Regions from separate parts of the Homo sapiens genome. Here all the other regions are linked to region 1. Evidence: chromatin contacts called from ENCODE Hi-C or POLR2A ChIA-PET data. All regions are on one chromosome and are shown on one strand. The core of a region is the stretch at or near the end of the contact, and the rest is flanking DNA. Distances in the headings are between cores, read along the strand shown.

Region 1 (2,700 bases), core at 179-2,678:
TACAGAAGAGATTGCTAATACTCAGGTTGACTTATCTGAAATATTTTAGCTAGAAAGTGATAGAGTTGGGATTGAAATCCCATTTTTATCTCAAAGTGTATACTCTTTCTACTCAGCAGGAGCTATTAATCTGTATGCACATGGTGCACTGTGATGTAACCTTGTGTTTCTAATTCTTGTCTAGCCTCTAGGAAACAATTTCATTGCTTTTGGTCCTTCACATAACATGTTGGCAGATGGTCATTATAATCCAAGCAATTTGACTAAAAGAACTTTGGAAAAGAGTAGGGGTACGTTGTGAACATGAAACCTTTCCAAATAACATAAATGGGCTTTATACTCAAGTGTATAGAATCCACAGTTACATTTAGGGAATAATCCTGGCATGTAAACCCAGGCTATTTTCTATAATCAAACTTCATCTAGTAGGTCATTGGGGGTGTTTGGGTGTTTTACACACTTGTTAATGTGAAAAAGTAATTTGGTATAGTGCTATGAGAAACCATTAATTTGTTTCTCTACCCCTGAAGTCATTTGTTTAGCTCTTGCTTCCTTAATTGTTCAAGTGTAACTTTTGCTGGAGTCTTGTATCTATAATGCTACAGTGAATTATTTAACATTTGAGGGAAGTACTAATTTGGGAGCTTTTTAATTCACCTCCAAACTACTGGGATTTACCTTGTTGGTATTTTTTCTCTCATAAAACTTGACTTTGATATCAGATAACGGGACCTGAGTAAATTACCTGAAGGACCAAATGGGAGTTAGGTGATCTCTTTTGTTTGGCCTAAGGATATAATTGGTGCTGTGGATGTCTAGTGAACTAATCATATAACAGCCAGGAGAGGCAGAATTTAGGCTAAAATGTAATAACTACATTTTGAAAATCGGGCAAGAAAGCCACATTTATAAAAATGTACTGTAAACATTCGCCATAGCCTTTTGCCAACAAGACTGTGAACTTTAGGTTTATTCCACTAACCTTGACTTTTAAAAAATTGGTTGCAAAGCCAGTCAAGTATTACTAAATTTACAGTTATCCCTAGCTACAATCAAGAAAATGTTTACAACTTCCCATTCTATTAGTAATAGCATAGTTTTATTTTGTGTACAAAAGATAGTTTATTACAATATATAATGCATATTAAAAACTATAGATTTTTCTCATGATATGATTATTAAGTTTACAGAAATTCACGTGAATATTTTGGCTGATGGTTCCACTTTCTCGGTTGTTTTATCAAGAACTGACTCAATCTTCTCTTCTAACTAGTAGTTAAAAGCAGACCACAGACTGAACATATTTGCACTCTACTTTCATTTCCTGAAGTTTCCCAGCACCTTAACTGGTAGAAGAGACTGAAGCAAGTATGCCAAACGCACTTTCTTTTCTTCTTGAGTACCCGGCTAGACTACATTTCTCAGCTTCCCATGCAGGTGGCTGGCCATGTGACTGAGATCTAGCCAATAGAGTAGGAGTAGAAGTGATATTTACTATTTCCTGGCCATAAAAATGTTGCATCTGTAATACTCCTTAAGCAGATGATCTGGGAAGTGACCCATTCAAGATGAAAGTTGCCTGTGTCCCTGAATCACTCTTGAAGGAAAGTCACCTGCCCATCAGGAACATCCATACAGACTAGATGTATGAGAAGAAAAATCTATTTGTTAAGCCACTTAAATTTTAGGGTTTATCTGTTGACAGCAGCAAATGTTACCTTTTTCCTTTTTTTTTTTTTTTTTGAGACAGAGTCTCGCTCTATCACCTAGGCTGGAGTGAAGTGATGCAGTCTCGGCTCACTGAAGCCACTGCCTCCCAGTTTCAAGCAATTCTCCTGCCTGAGCTACCCAAGTAGCTGGGATTACAGGCGCCCGCCACTGCACCCTGCTTCTATACCTCACAAAGACGTGGGGTATAGAAGTACCTAGCAGGGCCCAGAACAGTACCAACATTGTAATTAATAGGCACTCAGTACATAACTGTTACATGATTGTATGAATTTATGGAAAAGAGACTAGCTTCATTATGTATGCAGGTATTATGGATTGAATTTTACCCTCCCAAAATTCATGTGTTGAAGTCCTAACCCCTAGTACCTCACAATGTGACCTTATTAGGAGAAAGGATCTTTACAGAGCTAATCAAGTCAAAATGAGGTCATTAGAATAGGCCCTAACTCAATATAACTGGCATCCTTATAAAAAGGGGAAATTTGGACATAGATATGCATATACAGGGAGAATGCCCTGTGAACTGAAGGCAGCCATCTACAGGCCAGCCTCACAGCCCTAGAAACTCATATATGAGAAGCAGGGAATGAAGATGAGGTGGAAAGGAAAGGTTGAAGTCACACTGTGAAGGGCCTGAGGAATTAGGGCGATATCCTGGATAAATTGTGGGGAGTTCAAGAGGCAGCAGAGTGGACTTGGAATCTGGAAGCTGACTGCACCACCTGCTAGCCGCACCTCAGTATGTACTTCACAGAATGGTTTTCAGAATTAAACGAGTGAGTAGAATACTGCATGGCATAGTAAGCATTCTGTAAGTGTTTGCTCTTATTCTTAGCTATTATCAAAAAGGTGTTTAAGCAAAAGGGGTCATGTTACTGTATCTGTGCTATGGAACATAATTAGCTGACGCTTAGAAGGTGACCCTGAGAGGTGAGGTCCAAGATAGAGAGTCAGCCAGGGAATTAGTGA
Region 2 (2,700 bases), core at 128-2,627, 390 kb before region 1:
AGGAACAGAATGGGGGAACCAAACCCATGATTCAATTATCTCCAACTGGCTCCATCCTTGACACATGGGGATTATTACAATTCAAGGTGAGATTTGGGTGGGGACACAGAGCTAACTCATATCATCCTGGAATCAGGCCCTGACAGTCTGAGTAATCTTGCCAGACGACTGGCCGAGGGGCAGCCCAGACCCTTCCTCAGCCTCCAGCTCTGAGAAAGCCTCTCTGCTGGAGCCTGGTTGCACCCCAGGAGAGGCCCCCTAGCTCAGGCCCTTCTGCCTGTCAGGATCTGGGATGAGATCAGAGACACGGAGTCCACCTGTGCCTGCTGCCTTTCATCCCAAGAACATCAATACCTGAACCCTGAATCCTGGCTGTCTTTTTAATAACTTAGAAGTATTAGAACCAGCCAGGCACGATGGTTCATGCCTGCAATCCCACCACTTTGGGAGGCCAAGGCGGGTGGATCACTTGAGGTCAGGAGTTTGAGACCAGCCTGACCAACATGGTGAAACCCCGTCTCTACTAAAAATACAAAGATTAGCTGGGTGTCGTGATGCACGCCTGTAATACCAGCTACTTGAGAGGCTGAGGCAAGAGAATCGCTTGAACCCGGGAGGTGGAGGTTGCAGTGAGCAGAGATTGCGCCACTGCACTCCAGCCTGGGCAACAAAGCTAGACTCTGTCTCAAAAAATAAATAAATAAAAATAAATATTAGAGAGAACTTTGCCTGAGACCCTGAAATCCAGTTGTCCATAATCAGCAGGACCCCCACCACGGGACTGTGGGATGTTTAAAATCGCAAAGCCACCTAACCTCTTTGGAGAAAAGCTGCTATGTGATGTATCAGTTGAAGTTCACTGTTGAGCCTTTGTGATACACTGAAGAAAAATGAAATTATTCATCCTTTGTAGGTCTGTTAACACTTTAATTCTCCGAAGATTCCTTTTTTTTTTTTTTTTTGAGACAGAGTCTCGCTCTGTCACCCAGGCTGCAAGCTCTGCCTCTTGGGTTCATGCCATTCTCCTGCCTCAGCCTCCTGAGTAGCTGGGACTACAGGTGCCTGCCACCACACCTGGCTTTTTTTTTTTTTTTTTTTTTTTTTTTTTTGTATTTTTAGTAGAGACGGGGTTTCACAGTGTTAGCCAGGATGGTCTCGATCTCCTGACCTCGTGATCTGCCTGCCTCGGCCTCCCAAAGTGCTGGGACCACAGGCGTGAGCCACCCCGCCCAGCCGAAAGATTCCTTTTAACCAGTGCCTTCCTCAGGGTGCTAAATAAAACCGCAGGTACCAGAAACAGCCAGTCAGCCATGCACATTCTCAGCAGTGAGACAGAGGAAGTGGGTGGGGAGAAGACGGAAGGAAGGATAGCACCAGTGTCTCTGAAAGAGGTTTCCGTTTCTGCTTACATTTCATTGACCAAAATGTAGTCACATGGCCACTTGCTGCAAGGGATGCTGGGAAATGTGGTTTTCATTCCTAGCAACCATGATTCCAGATGGAAGTTAGGGCTGCTATTACAGAGGAAGAAGTGCAAAGTAACGCTGAGTAGGCAATGGGAAGTCTGATCAGAAATGCTCACTCCCTCCTTTTTCCTCCCATGGCACTTTGTTTCCTCATCTATAGTTCTTACTCTATCCTAGAGAAAGGAACAGACCCTCAGCTTTGTGAAGCCTCTTATTCATATTTGAACCCCCCACAGCCCTGGCAAAGGGGGGCTTGAGGCCTGTATCAGACTGTTATTTATTGAACACCTACACTCAAGGGGGCCAGACAGTTTCCGACTTATTATAAGTTATATGTTTAGGATTTAATATTTATAAAAAGGTATTGGTATATTTGATTTAAAGATAAAGAAAAAGAGGTTCAAGAGAAGGTAAATCAAGTGTTAAGCCAGGATCTGACTTCAGTGGGCTCCAAAGCCTGTCTTTCAAAACAACCCCAGGGGTTTTCAAATCATGCCTGATGGCTTTCAAGGTTCTAAGAGATGGAGAAGATGGAACAAGAGCAGACAGGACTCCAGGTGCCCTCCCTCTCTTTAAGCAGGGCCTTTTCACATTTGCAGAGTGGGGTTCTATATGTGCTTTGCTTAAACAAAATTTGCACAACTAAAAATGTTTGGAAACCATGGAGATAAAAACCATGCTGACTTGAGTGGCAGGATGTTAAAGTGGGAGAGAAACCGCCAGCGTCCTCACCCATTTCTCACCTAGCTGTCAGCCTAGTGCCTGCTGTGGGTCCCCCCACACCCCACCCTCCCACCCAAATGACTGTTCAATATTGCTCTGAAGTTCCATCCCAAGTAAAAAGCAGTTATCATCAAAAAAACCATACCTCTTTAAGGGAGTTTGACCCAAGTCATAAACCATGGAAGAGACTTAGAAATGGCATTTTCCCCATGGTACTAATCAAAATGGTTTAAAACCACAAAAGCCAGAAAACTGCATGAGGCTGCAGGCAGAAGGGTGGGTATTGATGACTTGACAAACTCCTCAGCCTTCTCTCTCTGGCGGTACTTACCTTTAGCTTCCTGCAGTTGTGATATATCACGTCTGTCTCCGCTGCCAGTGGGCTCCAAGGGGATGTGTTCACAGGGCACATTTTCCTGGTGTCTGCTGATGCTCTGGTGAAAGTTTGAGAGCTCTTCCTTGTCTCTCATCCAAGATATAATCACCAAGAGCTATAAAGAGGTTTTGGATA
Region 3 (2,700 bases), core at 174-2,673, 290 kb before region 1:
AGTGGATGGAGTAGAAGCCAAACTGCAGGGAACTGCAAATCTTTAACGGCCTCGTGCTAAATCAGGAAGCAAGGATGCCTGCTCCTTGGGAGCAGTAAGGCAGTCCAGTGGCTCAGTTATTAGCACTGTGGGACCATTCACTGCCAGCACAATTGCTCAGACACCACAGGGATGAGTGGCAATGGCTATTCCCACCTTTCTGATTTCCCTGGGCTTCTTTATGGCAAGCTTCCATAACTTTAGGAAGACCAAAAGTCTCACCCAGCTTGACAGACTTTCTCAGATTTAATCCTTACCATAACCTTCCAGGTATTACCCTCTGCTAAAAAAAATGAGGAAAATCTAGGAAGGGGCAGTGACTTCAAGGTCCCTGCCTAATCCCGTAATACTCCCTCCTGGTGGTTAATGACCCTGTATCTTGCTATGGGTGTGGCGTACCCAGGACAGCCTCAGTCTGGGTGGACCTACTCAAATCCAAGGGCTGGGAGGCCTTGTCTTCTGCTGGTGCAAAAGCATAAAGTTTACACCAGGACATGCCTCTTATAGAAGCCTGCATACACCTGCACTACTATTTCTGAGGGTCTCCATAGAAAGGAAATATGAATACTCTCTCAGGTTCTTGTCTATTCCTAAACCCATTCCAACTGCCCCCCACCCCACCGACCCTACCACTGACCAATATGCCCCAACTCTCTATTTCCTAAAGTATATGCTGAGAAACACTAGATCCACCAATAAATGCTCTGTCCCCCAAAAAGGATCCCATGGCCCAATAAGCTTGGGAAATGTTGCATATTCTATGCTCTTCTTTGGAGGTTCTCAGTGCAGGCTGCCATGCCTGAGCCTCTGAGGAGATCTGCAGAAAAGAAACATACTTAAACTTCATTCATCCAGAGTTTCCCCAGCTTTTCAAAAACAGAACTCTTTTATTTTTAAAGTAGGCTTCTATAGGAAAACACTTTGAAAAATGCTACCTTAATCACTTGGATGCATAAGATGGGGCCAGGAAACCTAAGCCTTATCATGTTTTCTTTAATTAAAGCTTTCTTTTGTGGTACTGGGCCTGGATCTCATGGCACCTTTACACCCCAGAACCCCATCCTGCACATGATAAGGGTTCAGGATGCAATTACCAGTTGTAACTGAACTGCAGGAGAAGGTGAAGGTGATTCCTACACATGGGCCCCTCCGCATGTTAACAGGCTCTGTCCAGAAATCAACGTTACTCGTCCCCTTGTGGCACTTTTCTCAGCCTCAGTGCTCCCCCGCCCCTGCTCACCTCTAATCAGCTTCCTGTGCTCACTGAGGCCTAGACCCTATTACATTTCACCTTGTGGTTTCAGCTTCTGCAGTCACTACAAACTCAATTTCTGTCCTCTCAGTTCTAGTTACCCTACGCAGCCCACAAGCCCGACAGGATGTCATGAATACCAGTACCTATGGCGTGACCTTCCAAACCCCGAGGCTTCACCCAAGAGCATTTTAGGTCACACAGCTGCATTTTCTGCATGACAGATGAATTCCTGAGCATTACATGAGAAAGGGGCCACAACTGAGCAGCCTCTTCACGTGCACTTAAACCAAACAACAACAAATGGCATATCGCTATTTTTTGTATTTATACACAAAGGACTGTCCTTAACTGTCATGCTAAATAAAAACATAAAATCAAGAAAACTACTTCAAACAGCCTTGCTGGCACACTGATTTTGAACTAAATCCCATTGGTCTATGGATGAGGGTTTATTCTAGTCATGTTGATCATTTTATCTCTTCCTTTGGCCATTCTCTGCCACAGGCCTCTGCGCAAATTCAGCCTTATCCAGAGTAAGTGACACATATGTCCTAAAGGGCCAAAGAACTATGGTCTCAAGAGGAGAATGGGTGATCAGCTACCCCTAGACTAAGTAAACTCTTCTAACCAGACAAATACTTCATGGCCTAATAAACCCAAAGGAACTATGAATGCCCTTAATACTATGATTTCTGGAAGGTCACCTAACTTTCCTGAATTGTACCAGTTAGAAGTTATGCAAATTCTTCTCTATTGTCCTGTTCACACTGTACAGTCATTTACCCATTAATTTGACTAAAAAGGGCTGCAACAATTATGTAATAAGAAGGCATACGGGCCGCGCACGGTGGCTCACACCTGTAATCCCAGTATTTTAAGAGGCTGAGGCGGGCGCATCACCTGAGGTCAGGAGTTCAAGACCAGCCTGGCCTATATGGTGAAACCCCATCTCTACTATAAATACAAAAAATTAGCTTGGCTTGGTGGCGGGTGCCTGTAGTCCCAGCTACTTGGGAGGCTGAGGCAAGAGAACTGCTTGAACCCAGGAGGTAGATGTTGCAGTGAGCTGAGATCGTGCCACTGCACTCCAGCCTGTGCGACAGAGAGACTCCGTCTCAGAAAAAAAAAAAAAAAAAAAAAAAAAGGAGTCATACAACAACCCAAGCTGCCCACATCTGTGTTGCCAGGCACTTTAAGAGAGAGCATGGGCTTGGCCCTGGGATGATCAAATCAAGCTGTGGGGTGGGCAGGCTCCCCAGCTAATTGAGCTTCTTTGCTGAACACCAGTGAGATGTGAGAGATGAGTTTGGATTGGAATTCCATTATGGGTTTTCAATAATTAAACATTACATGTTTGGAACCTCATTCTTCTGTATTACTTTTTAAATATTAATCTATTTACATCA
Region 4 (2,730 bases), core at 19-2,518, 340 kb before region 1:
TCAACCTATGTCTTCGTGGTTTCACTTTTGTCTAATACATTAACATACAAGAAAATATCATTCAACATTTATATCAGAACTACACTCATTCAGCAATTGCAACCAGGTAGTTACAAGAATTCAACAAAAATCAACAAGACCATGCTGTGAGAATCTATTGGTTCTATGGAATTTATAACAAAGAGTGTTATATATTTTATCGTTATTATAAATTGCATGTTCCACATCTTTCATAACAGCAAAATGTATAATAAACTTACGTACTTATGGATAATCACGCTTTTTCCCCTCAGAGAGCCCACAGTTAAACACGTTCCAGCACACCATTAATCCACCGAGCTCTGTGTCTGTGGAACACAACTCACACCCCACATCAAGGCAGCAAACACTTTAATCGGTTCTAATTCCAAAGTAACTGCTGAAAGAAGCATTCGGAGAGTTCATGAAGACCCGGGTTCCCATCTTGATCCTGCTACTCACGAGCTAACTGCCACTAGACAAGTCACTCCGCCTTTCTCTATACCTCACTTCCCACATGTGCAAAAATGAGGGCATTGAACAATACGAACAATCCTGTCCTTTCCAGCTCTCAAATGTCATGGCTTATGCACATGTGAGAAAGGGACGGCTCCGAAGTTGCAGGAATTCAAACCAACCTAAAGGCTTCCAAATGTCATCTCTGAGGTCATGTTCTTTACTCACTGTACCTTCAGATGACATGAAAATCAGGCAGCTAGAAGGGCGAAGAGAAGCCTTCTTTTGAGCCCTGTCCATTTGAGATGACATAGCCATGGGCATGGGAAGGGAGTGAGAAAGATGGACTAAATTTGCTCCGTAAGCAGGGCCCTGCCGTCCTCGCTTCCTCAGCTCCTGCCCCTCTTCCTCTGGACTCAGGCTTTTCTGCTCCATGGAGCCTCTTGGGCACTGAGTTCTCCCCACACAGCAGAAACGAGCCCAGCACAGAGAGCTCCCTAACCTGAGGGATGGCCTACAAGAGATTAATAGCGAACTTGTAGGAAGGAAGGATGCGAAAGCTCACACAGGTCTTTCGTAGCCTTCACAACGTTGGGCAGGAAATGGTTAATCAGGGCCGGCCCTGAGCCTGGACGGCTGCAGGCAGGGAAGGGGCAGCGATTAATTACACTACACAGGAAGTGCAGGCCTCCATCCCTCTGCCCAACGGGGAAATCCATTTTCAATTCTGACCTCAATGTGGAAGTGACTCTTCCTGCCAAAAGGAGAGGAGTACAAGCGTCCCCTCCCCCACAGCACAGCAGAACCAGAAGACAGAACACAGGCAGATGCAGCACCAGGGGTAGGCAAAGCCCAGGCAACGTGCACAGCAGGCAGCTTGATGGAGAAAGTTTTCCTTAGTGGCACCTGATGAGACAACTCTTCCTGTACATGCACTGAAACAGGGAATAGGTACAAAAAAAAAAAACAAAAACCCAAGAAAATGCTACTTGGTATGGAACAGGAATAACAGGAGACACAGACAAGGTCAGCAGAACCTAGAAGGAGAGTCCAGACACACGAGACATTGCCTATAGTTCCATAGCAAGGAGTGCAGCCTGGGCAGCCTGAGACCCTTTCCTTAAAAAAAAAAAATGGTGTTTTTTGTTTTTTCGAGACAGAGTTTTGCTCTGTCACCCAGGCTGCAGTGCAGTGGCACACTCTTGGCTCACTGCAACCTCTGCCTCCCAGGCTCAAGCAATTCTCATGCTTCAGCCTCCTGAATAGCTGGGATTACAGGCATATACCACCACACCCAGCTAATTTTTTGTATTTTTAGTAGAGACGGGGTTTCACCATGTTAGCCAAGCTGGTCTCGAACTCCTGGCCTCAGGTTGATCTACCTGCCTCAGCCTCCCCAAAGTGCTGGGATTACAGACATGAGCCACCGCGCCCAACCAAAAAAGGTTTTTCTAAATTAGTCAGGTATGGTGGCACAGGCCTGTAGTCCCAGCTACTCAGGAGGCTGAAGCAGGAGAATCGCTTGAGCCCGGGAGTTTGAGATTGCAGTGAGCTATTATCATGCCACTGCACTCCAACCTAGGTGACAAAGTGAGAACCCCCATCTCTCTTTTTTTTTTAAAGCAAAGAATAAATGGAAGGCATACCAGAAGCCCACTGCATATTTTTTATCCATATTTTTAATGAAACTAATATATGATTAAAAAAAAACATACATAGTTGCTATTCCATTTTTCTGTTTGTCTAAAGGCCCAAGCTGAAGAACCCCTTGGGGAATGGTTTCAGATAGATCACCTGACCTACGGTTAAGCTCCAGGTTGTGATGCTCAGGGTGGGAAACACGAGGTGAGCTGCACCGTCCTTCCTTCTGCTTTATGGACTGGGGTCTTCGGGGGTTCTGTCTCTGTCTTGGTGTGCGACACGTTTACATGTTCACATACTCTATCGGCCAAGGCCCAGCCAGGAAAACAGAGAGCACCTTAGGCCCTTGCAGCCAGGGGAGCGCAAGGAAGGGAAGGGGGTCCACAGTGATGGAGAGCTGAGAAGCTGGGCAGGGGACAGTGAGAAAACCCTGAGGCTGAAGGAACAAACATAGGAAGACTTCATGGGAGCTGCAGCTCCTAAGGGCTTTCCAGAGGGAACTGAGGAAGGTGGCTGAGGGAGAGAGAGAGGGAGAGAAATCCCATCTCCCATTAGCTGAATACAGCCAGGGTGAGGGCCCTGCCATGTGGAGCAGAGCAGGGAAAGTTGAGAAAT

What was found. A loop is a pair of places that touch in the nucleus more often than their neighbours do. ChIA-PET counts read pairs that join two places held with the same protein, here RNA polymerase II (POLR2A). Pooled maps may share reads with other maps.
Region 2: a loop to region 1 is called in a pooled map, with 3 times the contacts of the local background. The contact joins two enhancer-like sites. A Hi-C loop is called at or near these places in 4 of 168 maps with a recorded cell type or tissue (Right ventricle myocardium inferior, aorta, esophagus muscularis mucosa and 1 more) and 10 of 50 pooled maps.
Region 3: a loop to region 1 is called in a map of GM11168, with 2.7 times the contacts of the local background. The contact joins two enhancer-like sites. A Hi-C loop is called at or near these places in 2 of 168 maps with a recorded cell type or tissue (GM11168 and endothelial cell of hepatic sinusoid), 1 of 37 single-sample maps with no recorded cell type and 4 of 50 pooled maps. POLR2A ChIA-PET finds 5 or more read pairs at or near these places in 1 of 52 experiments (OCI-LY7).
Region 4: a map of heart right ventricle shows a loop between it and region 1 (3-fold over the local background). The contact joins two enhancer-like sites. A Hi-C loop is called at or near these places in 1 of 168 maps with a recorded cell type or tissue (heart right ventricle), 1 of 37 single-sample maps with no recorded cell type and 3 of 50 pooled maps. POLR2A ChIA-PET finds 5 or more read pairs at or near these places in 2 of 52 experiments (GM10248 and OCI-LY7).

What each region holds. Positions count from the first base shown.
Region 1 is chr6:107,329,044-107,331,743 of GRCh38, reverse strand. All of the region lies in intron 2 of PDSS2 (decaprenyl diphosphate synthase subunit 2), which reads left to right. Among named protein-coding and RNA genes, the nearest start is that of PDSS2, 130 kb to the left of the region's middle. Within about 2 kb of position 1,428, at least 3 of the 41 ENCODE cell types and tissues checked have a DNase peak (open chromatin) inside an H3K27ac peak, as active enhancers do; they include OCI-LY7, where a contact is called at or near this core.
Region 2 is chr6:107,715,553-107,718,252 of GRCh38, reverse strand. The region is part of intron 6 of SCML4 (Scm polycomb group protein like 4); the gene reads left to right. Among named protein-coding and RNA genes, the nearest start is that of SCML4, 110 kb to the left of the region's middle. RefSeq lists a silencer at 1,328-1,477. Within about 2 kb of position 1,377, at least 6 of the 41 ENCODE cell types and tissues checked have a DNase peak (open chromatin) inside an H3K27ac peak, as active enhancers do.
Region 3 is chr6:107,617,559-107,620,258 of GRCh38, reverse strand. All of the region lies in intron 5 of SOBP (sine oculis binding protein homolog), which reads right to left. Among named protein-coding and RNA genes, the nearest start is that of SOBP, 130 kb to the right of the region's middle. Within about 2 kb of position 1,423, at least 6 of the 41 ENCODE cell types and tissues checked have a DNase peak (open chromatin) inside an H3K27ac peak, as active enhancers do; they include OCI-LY7, where a contact is called at or near this core.
Region 4 is chr6:107,669,494-107,672,223 of GRCh38, reverse strand. No RefSeq gene overlaps it. Among named protein-coding and RNA genes, the nearest start is that of SCML4, 150 kb to the left of the region's middle. RefSeq lists enhancers at 1,294-1,353, 2,717-2,730. Within about 2 kb of position 1,268, at least 9 of the 41 ENCODE cell types and tissues checked have a DNase peak (open chromatin) inside an H3K27ac peak, as active enhancers do.